Linked DNA regions of Homo sapiens: regions 1 and 2 are each linked to region 3. The links are chromatin loops, found by intact Hi-C in ENCODE. Cell type or tissue: K562. All regions are shown on one strand. Each heading gives the region's core, and the rest is flanking DNA. Links, peaks and the distances in the headings are about the cores only.

Region 1 (6,667 bases), core at 1-5,000, 500 kb after region 3:
ACAGCCTTGGAGACCTGGATGCTAATCAGGCCGCTCCTTGTCTTTGAGGCACTCACACATTCTCTGGGAGGGGCAGAAGCTCGGGCTGGCATGTACCCTGTGTCTTAGTTTATCATGCCTGCTCTAGCCTACACAAGAGAGAAATGTGTGGTGAGAGAAATGGGCGCACAGTGATGAGGCTGGGGTCTGCCTCCCCAGGCCCCAGCCTTGCCCACTGTTCTGGGCTCACGCCCCAGGCCCATCCCTCTTTCCCTCCTGCTGCAGGAGTTCCAGGACCACATGTCGGAGCCTCAGCACCAGCAGCGGCTAGGGGAGATCCAGCACATGAGCCAAGCCTGCCTCCTGTCCCTGCTGCCCGTGCCCCGGGACGTCCTGGAGACAGAGGATGAGTGAGTGGGGGATCGTGGAAGCTCTGTGTTGGGGGGTAGGCAGTCTCATCGGCCAGGGCCTGAATCTACCATCTGCAGGGTTTACCTTTGGGTTAAGCACTGCACCCCCAGCCAGGCCTCCTCACACTGTTAACTGTGTGACCTTGAACCTCAGTTTTCCCTGCCTGTAACATGGCTTGGTGACGGATATAGTACAGGAATTCATGACATTCTCTTAAGGTTCCCTCTAGGCAGGAACAGTATGACCATCCCTGTGGGAGAGGACAGGTTGTGGCACAGACTCTTGCCCCCTGTGGCATGTGTGCTAACCCCGCTGTGGGGTGACAAGGCTGAGGATCAGGTTCTTTTGTGGTTGGAGGTTAGGGTTTCCCTGTGTCTCCCCCTTTCATTGTCATGGGAGCCTGTTTAATCAGAAACTTCAGCCCTCCTGGGGTCTGGAACTATACTGGGGTGGGAAGGCCTGGCAGGCAGCCAGAGGTGCTTTCAGGACTCTGTGGGCAGTCATAGAGGTGTGCAAGGGCTGGGATGTGTCATCTCAGCAGCAGGACCATGTTAGCTAGGGCCACAGCGGGGACACAGGCTCTGTCTCAGGAGACAGCTGCTTCTCATCTCTGGATCTCTTAGTTTTAAGAAGAATCCAGAAATCCAGGTTTGTATGTGAAATCTCCCAATTTCAAAATGTTAACAGCTAGTTCAGAATTGAAACAAAACAAACCCTACGGAGAGCAAATCAAACACTTTCATAGGCTGGACGGTCCCTTGAGTCAGTGGTCACGGGCTCTGTCCTAATTTTACAGAGGTCACAATTTGAAGCTTCCAGGTGGGGCTGAGGGGACAGGAAGGGCTCTTGGTTGGCCTCCGCTTGCCTGCCTTGTGTGACAGGGGGCTCTCGCTCTGCAAGGGCAGGCTGTGTCTCTGTTAGCTGTTTCTCCCTTTGAGAAGAGCGTCCTTGAGTGGTTTTCTACTTGGTTGAAATAATCATAAACACAGGAGAATGATGACTCACCAAGACGTTCTTTGCTATTAGTATCATGATGAAAAAATCTAACGGGAAATGATCTAAAATACTCGAAAGTAGGGGACTGGTTAGATGATGAAAAAGCCCGTCCAGCTCGTGGAACAATGAATAAATAGAATAACTGGAGAATTTATAATAATGTGGAAAGGTGATGCAATGTCAAAGTAAAACAGGATTCAAAATTGCATCTGCAGAATGAGCTTGTTTGTGTAAGAATAGATCTTGTGACACAGAAGAAAACTAAAAGGACATACGTAGCACAAGCTGTTAACAAACTTGAGGTGTCGGGGATTCATCAAACCCTCTCCCAATGTTATCTCTCCATGAAGTCTTCTCTTGAATCCTACTTGGCCCTGAGGCCATCAAGAACATTATGGTCAGGCGCAGTGGCTCAGGCCTGTAATCCTAGCACTCTGGGAAGCTGAGATGGGCGGATCACCTGAGGTCAGGAGTTCAAGACCAGCCTGGCCAACATGGTGAAACCCCCTCTGTACTAAAAATACAAAATTAGCTGGGCATGGTGGTGCATGCCTGTGATCCCAGCTACTCGGGAGGCTGAGGCAGGAGAATTGCTTGAACCTGGGGGCGGAGGTTGCAGTGAGCCGAGATCGCGCCACTGCACTTCAGCCTGGGTGACAGAGAGATTCTGTCTCAAAAACAACAACAAAAATTTAAAAAGTCCCTCCAGTCCCTACCTACGACCCCCTCACCTTGGTCCCCAACACAAAGACATCAATACTGTCTTCCTGCATCAGTGGGGGTTCTTCGCGGTTGTAAGTGAAAAAAATTCTAATTTCTATAAGACAGAAATTAGCTTGAGCAAAAAGGAACAATGTTTCTGGCTTAGGTTAGTGGGAATATAAGAGATACAGCTGGACCCAGGGGATACCATTTCTTAGAGAGGCTCCATCTCTCACTACAGTGGGCACCAGGTACCCACAGCCCCAGCCTCCCTGCACAGTGACTTCCAAGGAAGGGCAGTCACCTGTGTCTGCGGTAGCAGAACAGTTTCTAGTGGAAATGCTGGTTAATCTGATTGTGGTCACGTGCACGTTTCTGAAGCAATCCCCTGGCCAGGGATAAGGTGTTCTGACTGGCTAGGCCTAGGCAGGCCAGCTCTACCCAAACCACATGGAAATACATTTCCCCATGGAAGGCAGGGGGGTGTTCCCAGGAATGGGGCTGAAGGCTGGATCCCAATACCCTAGCTGGTGGGGGTGCCCGTCTCCTCCCTCCTCAAAGCCCCCAGGGCAGGTGCTGTGAACTAAGCCCTTGCCTACCTTAGCTATTTCTTTGTTTTTTTTTTTTGTTTTTTTGTTTTGTTTTTGAGATGGAGTCTCGCTCTGTCACCCAGGCTGGAGTGCAGTGGCGCGATCTCGGCTCACTGCAAGCTCCGCCTCCTGGGTTCACGCCATTCTCCTGCCTCCGCCTCCCGAGTAGCTGGGACTACAGGCGCCTACCACTAGGCCCGGCTAATTTTTTGTATTTTTAGTAGAGACAGGGTTTCTCTGTGTTAGCCAGGATGGTCTTGATCTCCTGACCTTGTGATCTGCCCGCCTTGGCCTCCCAAAGTGCTGGGATTACAGGTGCAAGCCACCATGCCCGGCCCGCGTTGGCCGTTTCTGGGCAGCCTCAGACGTGACACTGGCACAAGGTGTCTGCCTGTTTGATGACCATGTTCTCTCCCCACCCCCTTTCTTCATTTGTTGTGTTTTTCTCTCACAGAGATCAAAATGCACATTGAAAAATAGAGCCAGGCTGGCATGGTGGCTCACACCTATAATCCCAGCACTTTGGGAGGCTGAGGTGGGGGGATTGCTTGAGTTTAGGAGTTCAAGACCAGCCCGTCATGAGACCTGTGTCTCTGTAAACTATAAAAAAATTAGCCGGCCGGGCGCGGTAGCTCACGCCTGTAATCCCAGCACTTTGGGAGGCTGAGGCGGGTGGATCATGAGGTCAGGAGATCGAGACCATCATGGCTAACACGGTGAAACCCCGTCTCTACTAAAAAATACAAAAAATTAGCCGGGCGTGGTGGCAGGCGCCTGTAGTCCCAGCTACTTGGGAGGCTGAGGCAGGAGAATGGCCTGAACCCAGGAGGCGGAGCTTGCAGTAAGCCAAGATCGCGCCACTGCACTCCAGCCTGGGCGACAGAGCGAGACTCCGTCTCAAAAAAAAAAAAAAAAAAAAAAAAAAAGAAATTAGCCAGGCCTGGTGGCATGCACTTGTAGTCCTGGCTACTTAGGAGGCTGAGGTGGGAGGATTGCTCGAGCCCAGGAGGTAGAGGCTGCAGTAAGCCTTGATCATGCCACTGCACTCCAGCCTGGAGCAAGCTGCTTTAAAGTCTGATTTTGTTGCTTGCAGCAGTATTAAGAAGATTTTACTGAGGACAGTAAATGTCCCTAAATCCTAAAATCTAAAACCTGGTACTCTCACTGTGTGGCTGATGTGCCTTTTTTGACTACAAAAAAATTTTTTTTTCTGATTTTAAAAATAATTCGCTCATTATATAACGTTTTGAAAATACAAGGACACAGACACATGAGAAGATAAAAATCACCCATAATCCCATTACCCAGAGATAAACACTGTTTACATTTTGACCTAGTTCTTCTTGTGATCCTTTCTGGATTTATACAATCTTTAAAAATAAAAATCGGAATCATGCTACATGACAACACGAACACTTTCTGTCTCTAAGCAGCCCTCCCCAGCAGAGCTCTTACAGGGCTTTATCAGTGGACATGTGTCCCCTAAAATTTATGAAAACTTGTGTATTTGCATATTTTATAGAGAGTCCTTATTTTCGCTGAGTGAGACACTTTTTTTGGTTTTTTTTTGAGAGGGAGTCTCGCTCCGTTGCCCAGGCTGGAGTGCAGTGGCGCAATCTTGGCTCACTGCAACCTCCGTCTCCCAGTTCAAGCAATTCTCCCGCCTCAGCCTCCTAAGTAGCTGGGATTACAGGTGCCTGCCACAACGCCTGGATAATTTTTTTGTATTTTTAGTAGAGACAGGGTTTCACCATGTTGGCCAGACTGGTCTTGAACTCCTGACCTCAGTGATCCGCCTGCCTTGGCCTCCCAAAGTGCTGGGATTACAGGCGTGAGCCACCATGCCCAGCCAGGGTTTTACATGTATTTGGCTTTTCTTTTTTCTTTTTTTTTTTTTTTTTTTTTTTTTTTTTTGAGACAGTGTCTCACTCTGTCACCCAGGCTGGAGCGTAGTGGTGTGATCACAGCTCAATGCAGCCTCAGAACTCCTGAGCTCAAGGAACCCTCCTCCCAAAGTGCTGGGATTACAGGCGTGAACCAGCGGTATGCCCAGCCTTGGTTTAAGAAGCTGCCTACATAAAGGATACACTCTGGCCAGTGATAGCACAGCCCTTGTCATTGACATTTGTTTGCTTTTTAATTTTCTTATATCTTTCAACATGTAGAAGTTTTAAATTTTTATGCAATCGGATCTATCAGTTTTTTCCTTTATGATTTCTGGCTTTGATGTTATATGTTGCAATGATCTTTCCCAACCCAAGATTAAATAGTTGCTCTCCCCTTGTAAAATAAGTATTATTTTATTTATTTATTTATTTATTTTCTGAGACGGAGTCTTGCTCTTTTGCCCAGGCTAGAGTGCAGTGGCGCGATCTTGGCTCACTGCAACCTCCGCCTCCTGGGTTCAAGCAATTCTCCTGCCTCAGCCTCCCGAGTAGCTGGGATTACAGGCGCGTGCCACCACACCCGGCTAATTTTTTTTTTTTTTTTGTATTCTTAGTAGAGATGGGGTTTCACCATGTTGGTCAGGCTGGTCTTGAACTCTTGACCTTATGATGTGCCTGCCTTGGCCTCCCAAAGTGCTGGGATTACAGGCGTGAGCCACCGTGCCCGGCCCTATTTTATTTTATTTTTTGAGACCGGGTCTCTCTCTGTCACCCAGGCTGGAGGGCAATGGTGATCTCGGCTCACTGCAACCTTAACCTCCTGGGCTCAAGGAATTCTCCCACCTCAACTTTCCAAGTAACTAGGACTATAGGTGCACACCACCATGCCTGACTAATTTTATTTTATATAGAGACAAGATCTCACTATGTTGCCTAGGCTGGTCTTGGACTTCTAGGCTCAAGCGATCCTCCTGCCTCAGCCTCCCAAAGTGCTGGGATTATAGGCATGAGCCACTGCGACTGGCCCCCTTTTTATTTATTTATTATTTATTTTTGAGACAGCGTCTTGTGTTGCCCCAGCTGGAGTGCAGTGGCAGTCATGGTTCACTGCAGCCTCGACCTCCTGGGCTCAAGCAATCCTCCCACCTCAGCTTCTGAGCAGCTAGGACTACAGGCATGTGCCACCAAACCCAGCTAATGTTTTTTATGTTTTGTAGAGATGGGGTCTTGCTGTGTTGCTCAGGTTGGTCTCAAACTCCTGGGCTCAAGCAGTCCTTCTGCCTTGAGGACTGGGATTACAGGTGTGAGCCACTATGCCCGGCCTCCCTTTTTAAAGTATATGGTTTTTATTTTTATGCCTGAATCTCTGGTAGTTCAGCTAGAATTCATTTTCAAGTAAGGTAGAAGGTGGAAGCAGAAGGCGTTTCTTCTCCAAGTAGACAACAAATTGTTCTGACATAATTTGTTGTATAATCTATGCTTTTCAATACCAATTTATCAGAAGCAGAATTCTTTTTTTTGAGATGGGGGTCTCACCCTGTCACCCAGGTTGGAGTGCAGTGGCGCTATCTTGGTTCACTGCAACTTCTGCCTCCCAGGCTCAAGCCATCCTCCCACCCCAGCCTCCTGAGTACCTGGGACCACAGGTGCATGAGCCACCATGCCTGGCTAATTTTTTGTATTTTTGCTAGAGATGGGGTTTCCCCATGTTGCCCAGGCTGGCGAAGCTGAATTCTTACCAATATTTGAACCTGTTTAGGACTTTCCATTCTTTCCCACTGATACACTGTCAGGATGTACATCACACTACACAGTTTTATCTATTGTAGCTTGTGGTTTTCATTTTAAAGGTTGGTATCCCCAGTGCTTCATTCCCCTTCCCCCTAAAGTTTCCTGGGTTATTTCTGCTTAAGTACTCATCCAGATGAACCTCAGAACCATTTTGTTAAGCTTCCCTAAGAGATCCTGTGGGAGTTGCTATTGGAATGGATTACACTTATGGAGCGCTCTCAGACAGCTGCTGTCTTTCTGGCGTCACATTGTACTTGCTTTGACTGTTGTCATTCAGGGAGCCTCCACCAAGGCGCTGGTGCAACACCTGCC
Region 2 (7,978 bases), core at 1,384-6,383, 1.0 Mb before region 3:
GCCCAGAGGCGGAGGTTGCAGTGAGCCAAGATAGCACCACTGCACTCCAGCCTGGGTGACAGAGTGAGACCCCCATCTCTACAAAAAATATAAAAGTTAGCCAGGCGTGGTGGTGCACACTTGTAATCCTAGCTACTCAGGAGGCTTAGGCAGGAGGACCGCTTGAGCCCAGGAGGTCAAGGCTGCGGTGAGCAGTGATTGCACCACTGCACTCCAGCCTGAGTGACAGACTGTCCCCGCTACCTCCAGAAAGCCCTTTCTCATCCACCCTCAATCACTGTGCGAGGGGGCTACTGTCATCAGGTTGCTTTAGAAAAGGAGAAACTGAGGCTCAGAGAGCTGATGCTGCCTGCCTAGGCCTGCCCGGCCAGGGTCTGAGCCAGTCTGTCTGCCTGCCCTTGTCTCCTGGGCCATGCTACCTTTCTGCTCCCCAAATCTCGGGTGTGATGAGTTCCCACACCAACCAGGCTGCTAGAATTCCACGGAGTTGGCGCAGCGATCAAAAGGGTATAGTTTGTGAGTCACTCATTCATTCATCCAGGCAGCATTTACTGAGCACCACCCTTGTGCCAGGCGCCACTGTTGACACAGCCTTGAGTGTGCAGAGGGAAGCCGGCTGGTACAGCGCAAGCAAGTTGAGTTAGTGACGGTGGAGTGGCTGCCAGCCCTTCCTCTGGCACGCGGCTCCTCCTCTCTGTGCCTCAGTTTCCCAGCCACTCATGGATCATTGTAAGGATTCTGAGATGATGCCTGGAAGGTGGTCAGGTGGCAGGACTCACAGGGGTCCCTGGGGCCCTCCACACCCCTCACCAACCCCGAGGGGCCCGCTGAACAACACCCCTGCCAGGCCTCGAGGCCACTTTTGCCCCTTTCCTTCCATGAAGCATCTGTGCATGTTGAATGCAGCCGACTTTTTTTCTTTTTTAATGTTTTATAGAGTTGGTGATCTCATTCTGTGGCCTAAGCTGGTCTTGAACTCCTGGCCCCAAGTGATCCTCCCACCTAGGCCTCCCAATGTGCTGGGATTACACCATGCCCGGCCTGCAGCCTGCCTCAGCCAAGTAGGAGGAGGGCACCTGAAGAAGCAGATCTGTCCCCTTTACTACTCCCCCACCCCCTCTGCAGGGGGCTTCCCTGCAGGTGGCTGTCCCTCAGCCAGCGCCAATCAAATATGGAAAAGAGCCTGCCTGCAATTGCTTAATTCTCCCCTGCCCAGGGCCTGCCCCCAACCCGGGCTCCTCTGATTTCATTAGCATTCTGCCCAGACCCCACTCCCCCGCTGGACCCATCAAGGCCCTCCCCCGAAAAAATAAGGACATTGGAGTATTTTCTGGAAGGGAGGGGAGGGGCCTGGGTGGAGGAGGGGCGGCCGGTGGTGAGGGCGAATCCGGAGGCTGCAGATGACCAGGGATCCCCCTTCTGAGCAGGTCCTGGTGTGGGGCAAGGTGAGGGAGGCACCCAGGCTGCAAAAGTAAGAGGGTCAGCTGTGTGTGGTGGCTGTAGCCTGTAATCCCAGTGCTTTAGGAGGCTGAGGTGGGAGGCTCATGCCTGTGATCCCAGAGCTTTAGGAGGCTGAGGTGGGAGAATCACTTGAGCCCAGGAGCTCAAGAACAGCCTGGGCAACACAGTAAGACTCCTCTTAAAAAAATTAGCCAGTGTGGCAGCGTGCACCTGTGGCCAGCTACTTGGGAGGCTGAGGCGGAAGGATCACTTGAGCCCAGGACATGGAGACTGCAGTGAGCTGTGATCGCACCACTGCACTCCAGCCTGGGCGACACAGCAAGACCAAGTCTCAAAAACAAAACAAAAGTAAGGAGGTCTGCATCCAGATACCCGCCCCTCATGGGCCCAGCCCTAACAGCGATGCCTCCTTGCCTCTGCTCCTGAGGCATCTCACTCCCCTCACCCTTGTCTTGACTCTGGTTCTGAGCAACACCAGAAGGGGAGCCTACATGCCAGCCCAGGGTCTAGTTCCCAGGACCTGCCCCCTCCAGCTTCACTGGGTGCCCCTGCCCCCTACGAGCCCCACCCACTACAAGCCATCCTGGCCTTCCTTATGCTCCTTGGACGCTGGTACTCTGCTACTTCCAGTCTTTGCACATGCAGTTCCCCCTGGCTGGAAGACTTTTCCCACCTCTTCACAAAGCCCAACCCAGCCCTCACCTCTCTTCTTAGACAACACTTCCTGTAGGAACCCTTCCCTCACTGGTCCAGAAAGGCGTGGGGGTCTGGCCACGTCTCCCAGCCACTCCACCATCACTAACTCAACTTGCTTACACTGCACCAAGAACCGGGTTCCCTCTGCGCCCTCAGGGCTGTGTCAGCAGTGGCGCCTGGCACATTGTCGGTGCTCAGTAAACACTGCATGGATGAATGAATGAATGACTCACAAACCACGCCCTTAAGTCTTTGGGTGCATAATACCTAAGGCCCTGGAGCTTTTTAAAGGCCCAGGAAAATGGGAGACTGGAAATTGTTTTTAACTTAGTTCCAAAGTACAGTGAAGAAGGGAAACTGGCCGGGCGCAGTGGCTCATGCCTGTAGTCCCAACACTTTGGGAGGCTGAGGTGGGAGGACTGCTTAAGTCCAGCAGTTCGAGACGCTCGTCTCTACAAAAAATTTAAAGAATTAGCCAGGTGGGGGTGGTGGCACATGTCACCCAGCTACTCAGGAGGCTGAGGTGGGAGGATCAACAGCCCAGGAGGTTGAGGCTATAGTGAGCTGTGATTGTGCCACTGCACTCCAGCCTGGGCAACAGAGTGAGACCCTGCCTCAAAAAAATAAAAATAAAAAAAGGAAATGAACAAACAGTGAGTGAAATGTGGACTGCCTGTGATGGCACGGCAAGCGGACCACAGTCCACCCTGCTTTTGGCTCCGCATACTTGCCATGGTGCTTAATGTAACGTGAGGGGGATGCTGCTACTGGTAGGGGGCCCTGGGCCCAGCCAGACCCCAACTTGCCCTGCTCCCTGGCCTCCCAGGCCTGTGCTTGGAACCAGGTAGGGTGGTGATGACCCCTCCACAGCTTCCTGAGTACCACTCAGCCCACGGGGCCCACTCTGGCCAGAGTGATGCCCTCAGCCCAGGGAGAGGGCAGGAGGGGCGTCAGTGGCACACTGCCTGCCCTGGTAGAGGGGACAAGATGGTGGAAGGGTGGCCCAGTGGCAGTTGTCCAGGCCTCCTGGTTGCTTTGAGAGTCATGATTGACACAGGAACCCCGGAATGAGTTCCCTCAACTCCACCCACAAGCTTGGTGACCTTGGGAAAGCTTCTTGACCTCTCTGAGCCTTGGCTGCCTCGTCTATAAAGCAAGCACAATTAACAGTCCCTCCGTGATTAGGTGAGACAATACATGAGATGTACCTGAAGCACTGCTTGTCCTGTTTAGAGAACTCTTCCTTTATAAACGTGAGTTCTGTTACACCCAGGAGCACCACGTGGAGAGCAACCTCCCTACATTCCCCGTCCCAGAGGTGCCACTGAGGCCCCACCCCACACAGCCCAGGCCTCGGCCAATCAGCACTCCACTTCTCTTGGCCATATGATTGGTTCAGAAGTGGGTAAGGACCCAATCATGGCACAGCGAGACTTTTTCGGAGATTTCTGGTCTCTTTTCTGTTGGGGTGTGTGTGGGTGTGTGTGTGTGTGTGTGTGTGTGTGTGTGTGTGTGTGTGATTTCTGGTATCTTTTCTGTTGGGTGTGTGTGTGTGTGTGTGTGTGTGTGTGTGTTGTATCTGTGTGTGTCTCTCTCTGTGTGTGTGTCTCCTCTATAGGAAAGGGTGAAGCCAGAGAGAGAGAACCCAGGCCCCAGTGTCATTGCTTAAGCCTGGATCCAGCAGTGCCTGAAGTCCCACCCTGGATTTCTAAATTAGGCTAATAAATATATCCTAGTTTGCTTAAGCTAGCTGGGACCAGTCTTCTACCCATCATAGGTGACAGCCTTGACTGATATAATGCCAAAGTCCAACTATAACCGTACCCTTGTCCTCACCCTGGCAGAACTAGAGTAGTGTGGCTCCCACTCCAGGAACCCCTCACCCCCAGGTCTGCAGGGAGCACAGTGCCAGAGGGACTGGTGGACCTGCCTCAGGAATCTTCTCTCCTCTGCTCCCATCGCTGCCTCCACCACATGGGGTCCAGGGTCATGGGTCCCTCTCTGGGCGAATTTAGGATGTGAGTCTCTGCAGCCTGTTGGGAGGGGCTCCCGTTAGCCATAGCCTTGTACAGGAAGAGGGTAGGGACAGGAGGGCTCTGAAGTCTGATCCTGGGCTTTAGCCTTACCTCTGCAGGTGCTGGCTGTGCAGCCTGGGGGTGGCGCTCCCGCCTCTGAGCCCCAGAGGCCCCTGTGCTTCTCTTCGGTGGAATTTAACAGCACTGCAGTAAATTACCTGCCTGTGTCTTTTTTATTTTTTATTTTTTTTTGAGATGGAGTCTCGCTCTGTCGCCCATGCTGGAGTGCAGTGGCGCGATCTCTGCTCACTGCAAGCTCCGCCTCCCGGGTTCCCGCCATTCTCCTGCCTCAGCCTCCCGAGTAGTTGGGACTACAGGTGCCCGTCACCACGCCCAGCTAATTTTTTGTATTTTTAGTAGAGACAGGGTTTCACCGTTTTAGCCAGGACGGTCTCGATCTCCTGACCTCGTGATCCGCCCACCTCGGCCTCCCAAAGTGCTGGGATTACAGGCGTGAGCCACCGCGCCCGGCCTCCTGCCTGTGTCTTTATCAGTTACCTGTAAGCTCGATAAGGGCTGGCAGGTGGGTGTGTGCCCAGGACCTGCACAGAGCAGGGGCTCTCAAGAAATATGTGCTGCAGGAAGGAGCCTCTGTTTCTCATCTCTAAAATGGAAATGTCAATATCTGTCTATAAAGATGAGGGGAGACCGTGTGTGTCATGTGCTTAGTCTGTAGTGGGGGCTTCCTAAAAGGGAGATGATTAATTACTGTTATGAAGGGAGTCCCAGGAGGGGTTCCTGATGGGCAGTGACTTCACCCAAATAAGACTTAATGGTGGCCTGGCAGGAACTGGCATAGCCAGAGGGAATTTTTTTTTTTTTAGACAGAGTCTCACTCTCACCCAGGCTGGAGTGTAGTGGCGCCATCTCAGCTCACTGCAACCTTCGCCTCCCAGGTTCTAGCAATTCTCCTGCCTCAGCCTCCCGAGTAGCTGGGACTACAGGTGCATGCCACCATGCTGGATTAATTGTTGTATTTTTAGTAGAGATGGGGGGGGTTCACCATGTTGGTCAGGCTGGTTTCGAACACCTGACCTCAGGTGATCCGCCCACTCCGGCCTCCCAAAGTGCTGGGATTACAGGCATGAGCCACTGGGCCCGGCCAAGGAGGGGAAGATTGAGGGACGGGTCTGGGGTCTCCATGGTGGTGCTGGAAGACCTGAGGATGGAGCCCCTCTCTGGGGCTGTCCTTGACCCCGCCACAGGCCCAGGCTTTTGTCTGCTGTGCCAAAGACTGGGTAGGGCCACAGATACCTGAGCTGTTTCCGGGATTGGGCGAAGCCATTGCTGAGAGGGGGTGGAGACACTCCCTGCCCTCCTCCCTCCAGCTTCACCCTGGACCAGTCAAGAGACAAAGGAATAAACAAGTCCCTATTCTCACCACCCCGCCCCAGGGTGGGGCTGGGGCGGAGGAGTGGAGTTTTTGCCTTAATATGGAGCTAGTGTGGGTTGGGACAGTTCTCCAACCCCATGCTAGGGAGATGAGCGTCCTTGGGGGCCTGCGGTTGCCAGGGGTATGGCTGGTCCTCAGCCCCTCCTCTCTTAGGGGCCCTCACAGGAGTTGCGAATAATAGCAATGGCAGTAATAGTAACATAGTGCGCACAGCAGCAGCGGCGGGGACATCTGTGCCAGGACTTTGTGAAGTGCTTCCTATCTCTCTGCATCCTCACCACCCACGCCTCTGAGTAGGTGCTGTCACCGTCCCCACCTCACAGACCAAGAAACTGAGGTTGAGGGAAAGAAGCCCCTTGCCCCAGGGAGCCAGGTGGGATCCATGTGACATCCTGGCCCCACTCTGGACCTCCTCTCCCTGGGGTACCTCGGGCACAGGAGGAGGCCACGGGCATTTGGCCAACAGCTCCCCAGAGCTGCTTTCCTCCTAAGACCCACGCCTCCTCCTCAGGGACCAGCCTGTACCGTGGGAAGGTGGAGGGAGGAAAATTCTCGGCGCCACAGGCAGCCCATACGCTTCCAGTCACTGCTGTGGTTCCCCATTTTGAATAAAGCAGCAAACATGTGCCCGTGATCCCCAGGGAGCCCAGAAGCCTCCAGAACCTGGAGGTTCTTCCGCAGCGGGCTCCAAGCTGTCCCTGTGCCGAAGGAGATGCATTGGCCTTTAGTGTTTCTGGAATGGGGTTCACTCCCCACACCGGGGCTCCCATCCCACACCATCTGCCCCAGCCTCAGATCCACTATTCACTTTGGGTTTCCATCTGGTTCTGGTTTTGGGGGGTGGAGGGAGGGCGGGTTTAGGGAGGAGCAGAGAGGGGGCACCGGATGGAGGCAAATCCAAGACATTCACAACTTTTCTGGGTGCCCCAGACACGGGCATCTCCCCACCTGCTGCCGCATCCACAACCCCCAGGGCTGCTTTATCATCAAGGAACCTGCTTTCTGTTTTTTTTTGAAATGGAGTCTTGCTCTGTCGCCCAGGCTGGAGTGCAGTGGCATGATCCTGGCTCACTACAACCTCCACCTCCCGGGTTCAAGCAATTCTCCTGCCTCAGCCTCCCGAGTAGCTGGGAGTACAGGTGCACACCACCATGCCTGGCTAATTTTTGTATTTTTAATAGAGACGGGGTTTTGCCATGTTGGCCAGGCTGGTCTCGAACACCTGACCTCAGGTGATCCGCCCGCCTCAGCCTCCCAAAGTGCTGGGATTACAGGTGTGAGCCATCACACCCAACCAGGGAACCTGCTCTCTGATGCCTGCTTGGACCTCAGTGTCCTAGGCAGAAAAGGAGCCAGCACTGAAACCAGCTCTCCCAGGGATGCCAATGCCACATGGAACCCAGCTTTGCCGGAGCCCGGGGACTGGCTCAGAGTGTGGGTGCGAGTGCATGTGCACGCTCTAGGCACGCAGGGAGTACCCATCTGCAATGCTCCAGGCTGCAAATCTGAACGTGTCAGCCTTCCTCCCCAAGGTCGTCTTAGCCACAGACCTTCTAGATGTCGTAATTAATCTCTAATTTGAATTTTTAACTTCAAACACCACATTACAAAAACAGTTGTGTTTTATAGATGGTATCTGCCATTATATATGGTTACCATTTGTGCTGTGGAAAATAAAGCAAGATGCCTCCTTCTGCACAGGAGTGGCGGTCACATCCAGCCAGAAGCTAGGTTCAGTGCAGTGGATCAGCACTGTCCTTCCAGAGAGGGGATCCCAGGTCGCCAGGCAGGGCTGGGCAGGGGAGAGGGATCTGGGTCCTGTGTGCGGGCTGGGGGCGGGGTGTTGGGCTGGGTAACTTATCTCCCTTTTGGAAAGCATGGTTAGATACCAGCAAAGCCGTGAGGCAAGCTCCTGACACCCAGAACTCTGTTCCTAATCTCAGCTCCCCTTCCTGTGGGGCTTGGGGAAACCTCTCCCTCAGTTTTTCCATCTGTGAAGGGAACGTGATGGTCCTAAATGGGACATCTGCCCCTCCTCCCAGGTGTCTAGGGCGGGTGGGGGGGGTGGGAGAGAGAGAGAGAAAGCAAATTGTTATTTTTCCTTTTCTTTTCTTTTCTTTTTTTTTTTTTTTTGAGACGGAGTCTCGCTCTGTCACCCAGGCTGGAGTGCAGTGGCATGATCTCAGCGCACTGCAACCTCCGCCTCCCAGGTTCAAGCGATTCTCCTGTGTCAGCCTCCGGAGTAGTTGGGATTACAGGTGCACGCCACCACGCCCAGCTAACTTCGTATTTTTAGTAGAGATGGGGCTTCACCATGTTGGCCAGGCAGGTCTCGAACTCTTGACCTCAGGTG
Region 3 (7,978 bases), core at 2,636-7,635:
AAAAAGCAAAGTCCAAACCCACGTGGTTAGTATGTTGCCATTTGTGTAAAAGAGGAGTAGATAAAAACACTTTGCCAGTATACCTCTAACACAGCTGTTGAAGGATTCCCAATAAACGAATCACATGGCTGTCCCCAGAGAAAGGACTGGGTGATCAGAGGTGAGAGGACAAGGATAGGTGGTAGCAGTGTTACTCTACCCTGCCGTGTTTTTTGTTGTTGTTGTTTTTCAGATGGAGTTTCCCTCTTGTAGCCCAGCCTGGAGTGCAGTGGCGCGATCTTGGCTCACTGCAACCTTCTGCCTCCTGGGTTCAACCGATTCTCCTGTCTCAGCCTTGCGAGTAGCTGGAATTACAGGTGCCTGCCAGCACGCCGAGCTAATTTTTGTATTTTTTTTTTTTTTAGTAGAGACGGGGTTTCGCCACATTGGTCAGGCTGGTTTTGAACTCCTGACCTCAGGTGATCCACCCACCTCAGCCGACGCAAAGTGCTGGGATTATAGGCATGAGCCACTGTGCCTAGCCTGTGCATTTTGTTTTCTTGTTTTTGCTTTTGAGATGGAGTCTCACTCTGTCACCCAGGTTAGAGTGCAGTGGAGCGATTTCAGCTCACTACAACATCTGCCTCCTGGGTTCAAGCAATTCTCATGTCTCAGCCTCCCAAGTAGCTGGGAATATAGGCATAAGCCACCATGCCTGGCTAGTTTATTGTATTTTTAGTAGAGATGGAGTTTCACTATGTTGGATAGGCTAGTCTCGAATTCTGCTCTGCATTTTGAGTTTGGAGGCTTGTGAACTTTTTTCTTTCTTTTTTTTTTTTTTTGAGACAGAGTTATAGGAGTGAGCTATGGCACCTGGCCCTTTGTGAACATATTACATTAAAAATAAAACTGGCTGGGCATGGTGGCTCACGCCTGTAAACCCAGCACTTTGGGAGGCTGAGGCAGGTGGATCACGAGGTCAGGAGATCAGGACCATCCTGGCAAACACGGTGAAACCCCATCTCTACTAAAAATACAAAAAATTAGCCGGCCGTGGTGGCAGGCGCCTGTAGTCCCAGCTACTTAGGAGGCTGAGGCAGGAGAATGGCCTGAACCCAGGAGGTGGAGCTTGCAGTGAGCAGAGATCTCGCCACTGCATTCTAGCCTGGGCAATAGAGCGAGACTCCGTCTCAAAAACAAAACAAAACAAAAAAAAAAACAGCTGGGGCCAACCATAGTGGCTCAGGCCTGTAATCCCCACACTTGGGGAGGCTGAGGCAGGCACATCACTTGAAGTCAGGAGTTTGAGACCAGCCTGGCCAACATGGCAAAACCGTGTCTCTACTAAAAAATACAAAAATTAGCCTGGCGTGGTGACAGGTGCCTGTAGTTCCAGCTACTCTGGAGGCTAGGGTAGGAGAGTCACTTGAACCTAGGAGGCGGAGGTAGCAGTGAGCTGAGATCACACCACCGTACTCCAGCCTGGGCGACAGAGCAAGACTCCGCCTCAAAAAAAAAAAAAAAAATTCAAACACATAAGACCTCACTTTTCCTGTTTGTTTGTTTGTTTGGACTGAGTCTCTCTCTGTCACCCAGGCTGGAGTGTAATGGCAGGATCTAGGCTCACTGCAACCTCCACCTCCTGGGTTCAAGTGATTCTCCTGCCTCAGCCTCCCGAGTAGCTGAGATTACAGGTACCCACTATCATGCCCGGCTACTTTTTGTATTTTTAGTAGAGATGGGGTTTCATCATGTTGGCCAGGTTGATCTTGAACTCCTGACCACAGATGATCCACCCACCTTGGCCTCCCAAGTGCTGGAATTACAGGCGTGAGCCACTGTGCCTGGCCTGTTTGTGTGTTTTTTAATATTTTTTCTTTATTTTTAAATTGAGACAGGGTCTTGGTTTATCATCCAGGCTGGAATGCAGTGGTGTGATCATAGCTTACTGCAGCCTCCACCTCCCAGGCTCTAAGTGATCCTCCCTCCTCAGCCTCCTGAGTAGCTAGGACGACAGGTGTGCCCCAGCAAATCAGCTAATTTTTGTATTTTTTGTAGAGACAGGGTCTTGCTATATTACCCATGCTGGTCTTGAACTCCTAGACTCAAGTGATCCTCCTGCTTCAGCCTCCAGGGTAGCTGGACCTGGCCCACCTTTCCTTTCCTCTCCAGCTTCTAAAATTTGAGCTTCCTGGACTCCCAGGGGCGTTACTAGGCAACTGTGGCAACTCTTCCCAGTTCTAGAATGGAGCTACAGGGCAGCTGGGGGCAAAGCAAAAGGTGTCCCTCCACTCCACCCAAAAGTTGACAGGCTCAGGGAGTACCAGATGTTCCATAACCCCAAGGCCAGGCTCCCTCTGGGAACCAGAAGTTTCCAAAACATTGTATTGTTTCTTTATCTGTTCACCTGTCCGCTTGGGATGGCTGTAGATAGCTACCATTTATTGAGCATCAGCTGGACCTACATGTGGCGCTGACTAAGCATTACCCTTTTGAATCCTCCCATCCATCTTTATAGGATAGTATTATGCCCTTATTTTACAGTTGGGAGAACCAAACCAAATGAAGAATCAAGGCTCCGCCAGGCTCGGTGGCTCATGCCTATAATCCCAGCACTTTGGGAAGCTGAGGTGGGCAGATCACCTGAGGTCAGGAGTTAGACTAGACTAGCCTGGCCAACATGGTGAAACCTCATCTCTACTAAAAATACAAAATTGGCTGGGCATGGTGGTGCATGCCTGTAATCCCAGCTAGTTGGGAGGCTGCAGCAGGAGAATCGCTGGAACCCAGGAGGCGGAGGTTGCAATGAGCTGAGATCGCGCCACTGCACTCCACCCTGGGTTGACACAGCAATACCCTGCCTCTAAAATAAATAAATAAAAAATAAATAAAGACTCAAAGGCATAACTTGCCCTAAAATCAAAGGGCAAGGAGTAGAGGAGTCAAGATTCCAACCCCTGTCTTTCTGGCTCCCCTATACCAACATAGCCTTAGTGTAATGAAAACAGACCGCTCAGGAAGGCTGACAGTGAAGCAAGGCTGGTCTCTGAGACCCCCGGGAGATCAGCTCTGACGGGGCCTCAGGAATCTCCCGGTAGAGTTTCTCTACCACAGACATTTCTCTTTCCTTGCCCCTCACACTGAGCTCTGGCTCCTGAGTATTCCTTAAAAAGTTATCATTGGCTGGGCGTGGTGGCTCACGCCTGAATCACAGCACGTTAGGAGGCTGAGACGGGCAGATCACTTGAGTCCAGGAGTTTGAGACCAGCCGCACGACATGGCTAAACTCCATGTCTAGACATTTTTTATTTTTTTTGAGACGGAGTCTCGATCTCTCTCTCAGGCTGGAGTGCAGTGGTGCAATCTCTGCTCACTGCAACCTCCATCTCCTGGGTTCACGCGATTCTCCTGCCTCAGCCTCCCAAGTAGCTGAGATTACAGGTGCGTGCCACCATGCCCAGCTAATTTTTGTATTTTTAGTACAGACAAGGGTGTCACCATATTGGCCAGGCTGGTCTCGAACTCCTTACCTTGTGATCCACCGTCCTTGGCCTCCCAAAGTGCTGGGATTACAGGCGTGAGCCACCACGCCAGGCCAAAATTTTTTTTTAAATTAGCTAGAGACGGCCAGGCATGGTGGCTCATGCCTGTAATCCCAGCACTTTGAGAAGCCAAGGCAGGCGGATCACGAGGTCAGGAAATTGAGACCATCCTGGCTAACACGGTGAAACCCCATCTCTACCAAAAATACAAAAAATTAGCCGGGTGTGGTGGCGGGCGCCTGTAGTCCCAGTGACTCGGGAGGCTGAGACAGTAGATGGTATAAACCCAGGAGTTGGAGCTTGCAGTGAGCCGAGATTACGCCACTGCACTCTAGCCTGGGCAACAGAGCGAGACTCCATCTCAAAAACAAGACACACACACACAAAACAAAAAAAATTAGCTAGCGATGATCAGGTGTGGTGGCTCGTGCCTGTAATCCCAGCACTTTGGGAGGGTGAGGTGGGTGGATCACCTGAGGTTGGGAGTTAGAGACCAGCCTGACCAACATGAAGAAACCCAGTCTCTACTCAAAATACAAAAATTAGCCAGGTGTGGTGGCGCATCCTGTAATCCCAGTTACTCGGGAGGGTGAGGCAGGAGAATTGCTTGAACCTGGGAGGCTGAGGTTGCGGTGAGCCAAGATTGAGCCATTGCACTCCAGCCTGGGCAACAAGAGTGAAACTTCATCTCAAAAAAAAAAAAAAAAAAATAGCTGGGTGCGGTAGCTCACGCCTGTAATCCTAGCACTTTGGGAGGCCTAGGGGGGCGGATCACGAGGTCAGGAGATCGAGACCATCCTTGCTAACACGGTGAAACCCCATCTCTACTAAAAGTACAAAAACATTAGCCGGGCTTGGTGGCTGGTGCCTGTAGTTCCAGCTACTCGGGAGGCTGAGGCAGGAGAATGGCGTGAACCCAGGAGGTGGAGCTTGCAGTGAGCCGAGATTGCACCACTGCACTCCAGCCCGGGTGACAGAGCTAGACTCCGTCTCAGAAAAAAAAAAAAAAATAGCCAGTGAGGTGGTCTGTGCCTGTGGTCCCAACTATTCAGGAGGCTGAGCAGGGAGGAGCCCTTGAGCCCTGGAGGCAGAAGTTGCAGTAAGCCCAGATTGCACCACTGCACTCCAGACTGGGCGACAGAGTGAGACTCCTTGAAAACAAACAAACAAAACAACTGTTTGCTACTGTATTTTTTAACCATTAACAAATGTTTTTGACAACTTTTTGCCATTATGTATAAATAAGAACATTTTATTATTGACAGTATTTTTTAATCTTGCATTATTTTTGTTGGGTAAATGTGCTATACTTATTTAAGCCTCAAAGGTGAAAATTTAAGCTGCTACTACTGTTTGATCATTATAAGCAACTCTGTGATAAACATCTGAGCAGCTAAGTCCTGGCACATATACATGATTGTTTCCTTAGAGTATGTTGTTAGAACTACAATTGTTAAGTGAAAAAGTATGTAAAATAAAAAGGGTTTTTTTTTGAGACTGAGTCTCACTCTGTCGCCCAGGCTGGAGTGCAGTGGCCCAATCTCGGCTCACTGCAAGCTCCGCCTCCCGGGTTCACACCATTCTCCTGCCTCAGCCTCCCTAGTAGCTGGGACTACAAGTGCCCGCTACCACGCCCCACCAGTTTTTTGTATTTTTAGTAGACACGGGGTTTCACCATGTTAGCCAGGATGGTCTCCATCTGACCTTGTGATCCGCCTGCCTCGGCCTCCCAAAATGCTGGGATTATAGGCGTGAGCCACCGCGCCCGGCCAATAAAAAGGGTTTTTAACATGTTCCCAAATTGTCCAGTTGCTCTTCTGTAGTGTCTGTGTATATTTCAGTACATTTCATTGAATCTGGCTTCTTTCCATTTTGGCAGGTGGAAATTTTTTTCCTTTTTTTTTTTCTCCCCAGAAGCATAGATTTAAGTTGCCCTGAATAGACACTTCCTGGTAGTTGGAAAATTTTATCTCACAGCTGGTATTATTAATGAGATTAAACTTTTTTTTTTTTTTTAGAGACAGGGTCAGTGTAGTGGCTCACAACTGTAATCTCAGCATTTTGGGAGGTTGAGGCGGGCACATCACCTGAGGTCAGGAGTTTGAGACTAGCCTGGCCAACATGGGGAAACCCCGTTTCTACTGAAACTATAAAAATTAGCCAGGCCTGGCGGATCACGAGGTCAAGACATCCAGACCATCCTGGCCAACAAGGTGAAACCCTGTCTCTACTAAAAATACAAAAATTGGCCGGGCGCGGTGGCTCACACCTGTAATCCTAGCACTTTGGGAGGCCGAGACGGGCGGATCACGAGTTCAGGAGATCAAGACCATCCTGGCTAAACGGTGAAACCCCGTCTACTAAAAATACAAAAATTTAGCCAAGCATGCAGGTGGGCGCCTGTAGTCCCAGCTACTCGGGAGGCTGAGGCAGGAGAATGGTGTGAACCCAGGAGGTGGAGGTTGCAGTGAGCTGAGATCGCGCCACTGCACTCCAGCCTGGGCGACAGAGCGAGACTCCGTCTCAATAAATAAATAAATAAATAAATAAAAATACAAAAATTAGGCCGGGCGCGGTGGCTCAAGCCTGTAATTCCAGCACTTTGGGAGGCCGAGGCGGGCGGATCATGAGGTCAGGAGATCGAGACCATCCTGGCTAACACGGTGAAACCCCGTCTCTACTAAAAATACAAAAAAAATTAGCCGGGCATGGTGGCGGGCACCTGTAGTCCCAGCTACTCGGGAGGCTGAGGCAGGAGAATGGCTTGAACCCAGGAGGCAGAGCTTGCAGTGAGCCGAGATCGAGCCGCTGCACTCCAGCCTGGGCGACAGAGCAAGACTCCGTCTCAAAAAATAAATAAATAAAAAATAACAAAAATTAGCTGGACGTGGTGGCACGCACCTGTAGTCCCAGCTACTCTGGAAGCTGAGGCAGGAGAATCACTTCAACCCGGGAGGCAGAGGTTACATTGAATCGAGATCGGCCACTGCCCTCCAGCCTGGAGACAGAGTGAGACTCCGTCTCAAAAAAAAAAAAAAAAAAAAAAGAATTAGCCAGGCCTGGTGCATGTGCCTGTAATCCTAACTACTTGGGGGGCTGAGGCAGGAGAATTGCTTGAACCCAGGAGGCGGAGTTTGCAGTGAACTGAAATCAAGTCACTTCACTGCAGCCTGGGTGACAGAGCAAGACTCCATCTCAAAAAAAAAAAAAAAAAGAGAGACAGGGTCCCACTCTATTGCCCAGGCTGGAGTGCACAGAAGCAGGATCACAGCTCCCTGTAGTCTTGAACTCCTGGGCTCAAGTGACCCTCCCACCTCAGCCTCTCTGGTAGCTGGGACAGGTGCTCATCACTGTGCCCAGCCGAAGTTCTTCATGTGTTTCTTGACTGATGATGCTACTGCTTTTCTAAACTGCCCATTCTTGGGTGTTTCTTTTTTTTTTTTTTTTTTGAGACGGAGTTTCGCTTTTGTTGCCCAGGCTGGAGTGCAATGGTGCAATCTGGGCTCACTGCAACTTCTGCCTCCCAGGTTCAAGCGATTCTCCTGCCTCAGCCTCCCAAGTAGCTGGGATTACAGGCACGTGCCACCACGCCTGGCTGATTTTGTATTTTTAGTAGAGACGGGGTTTCACCATGTTGGTCAGGCTGGCTGGTCTCCAACTCCTGACCTCGGGTGATCCACTGCCTCAGCCTCCCAAAGTGCTGGGATTACAGGCCTGAGCCACCACACCCCACCGCGTTTCTCTCTCTCTTTTTTTTTTTTTTTCTTTTGTTGTTGTTGTTTGAGATGGAGTCTCACTCTGTTGCCAGGCTGAAGTGCAGTGGTGTGATCTCGGCTCACTACAACCTCCTCCTCCCAGGTTCAAGCAATTCTCCTGCTTCAGCTTCCCGAATAGCTGGGACTACAGGTGTGGGCCACCACACCCAGCTAATTTTTGTATTTTTAGTAGAGATGGAGTTTCACCATGTTGGCCAGGGTGGTCTCGATCTCTTGACCTCATGATCTGCCCGCCTCAGCCTCCCAAAGTGCTGGGATTATAGGTGTAAGCCACTGTGTTTGGCCTCTCTTTTTTTTTCTGAGATGGAATTTCACTCTTGTCACCCAGGCTGGGGTGATATGGCACAATCTCAGCTCACTGCAACCTCTGCCTCCCAGGTTCAAGCGATTTTCCTGCCTTAGCCTCCCGAGTAGCTGGGATTACAGGCACCCACCACGACGCCCAGCTATTTTTTTGTATTTTTAGTAGAGACGGAGTTTCACCATGTTGGCCAGGCTGGTCCCAAACTCCTGACTTCCGGTGATCCGCCCCTTGGGCTCCCAAAGTGCTGGGGTTACAGGTGTGACCCACCAGCGGTGTCCAGCCTTTTTTTTTTCCTTTGAGACAGAGTCTTACTCTGTAACCCATGCTGGAGTACAGTGGCAAGATCTTGACTTAGTGCAATCTCTGCCTCATCAGTC

Evidence for each region. A loop is a pair of places that touch in the nucleus more often than their neighbours do. Peaks named below come from ENCODE experiments on the same cell type or tissue, not always from the same donor. Only the 100,000 strongest peaks of a DNase experiment are listed, where the experiment ranks them.
Region 1: a loop joins it to region 3, with 10 times the contacts of the local background. A loop is called at or near these places in 1 of 110 quality-filtered maps.
Region 2: it touches region 3 in a loop (11-fold over the local background); 1 of 110 quality-filtered maps calls a loop at or near these places.

What each region holds. Positions count from the first base shown.
Region 1 is chr9:128,170,073-128,176,739 of GRCh38, reverse strand. CIZ1 (CDKN1A interacting zinc finger protein 1) reads left to right here. Exons shown (of 17, transcript NM_001131016.2): 11 at 265-389; 12 at 6,633-6,667. Among named protein-coding and RNA genes, the nearest start is that of BBLN, 13 kb to the right of the region's middle. In K562, for the core only: no CTCF peak of the experiment used is centred there; a DNase peak (open chromatin) is centred at 2,540.
Region 2 is chr9:129,680,181-129,688,158 of GRCh38, reverse strand. The region is part of intron 1 of PRRX2 (paired related homeobox 2); the gene reads right to left. Among named protein-coding and RNA genes, the nearest start is that of PRRX2, 19 kb to the right of the region's middle. RefSeq lists enhancers at 1,860-2,404, 7,887-7,978. In K562, for the core only: no CTCF peak of the experiment used is centred there; DNase peaks (open chromatin) are centred at 3,508 and 5,588; H3K27me3 peaks cover 750 bases.
Region 3 is chr9:128,670,060-128,678,037 of GRCh38, reverse strand. It overlaps a transcript of DYNC2I2 not described here. Among named protein-coding and RNA genes, the nearest start is that of SET, 15 kb to the left of the region's middle. In K562, for the core only: no CTCF peak of the experiment used is centred there; no DNase peak of the experiment used is centred there.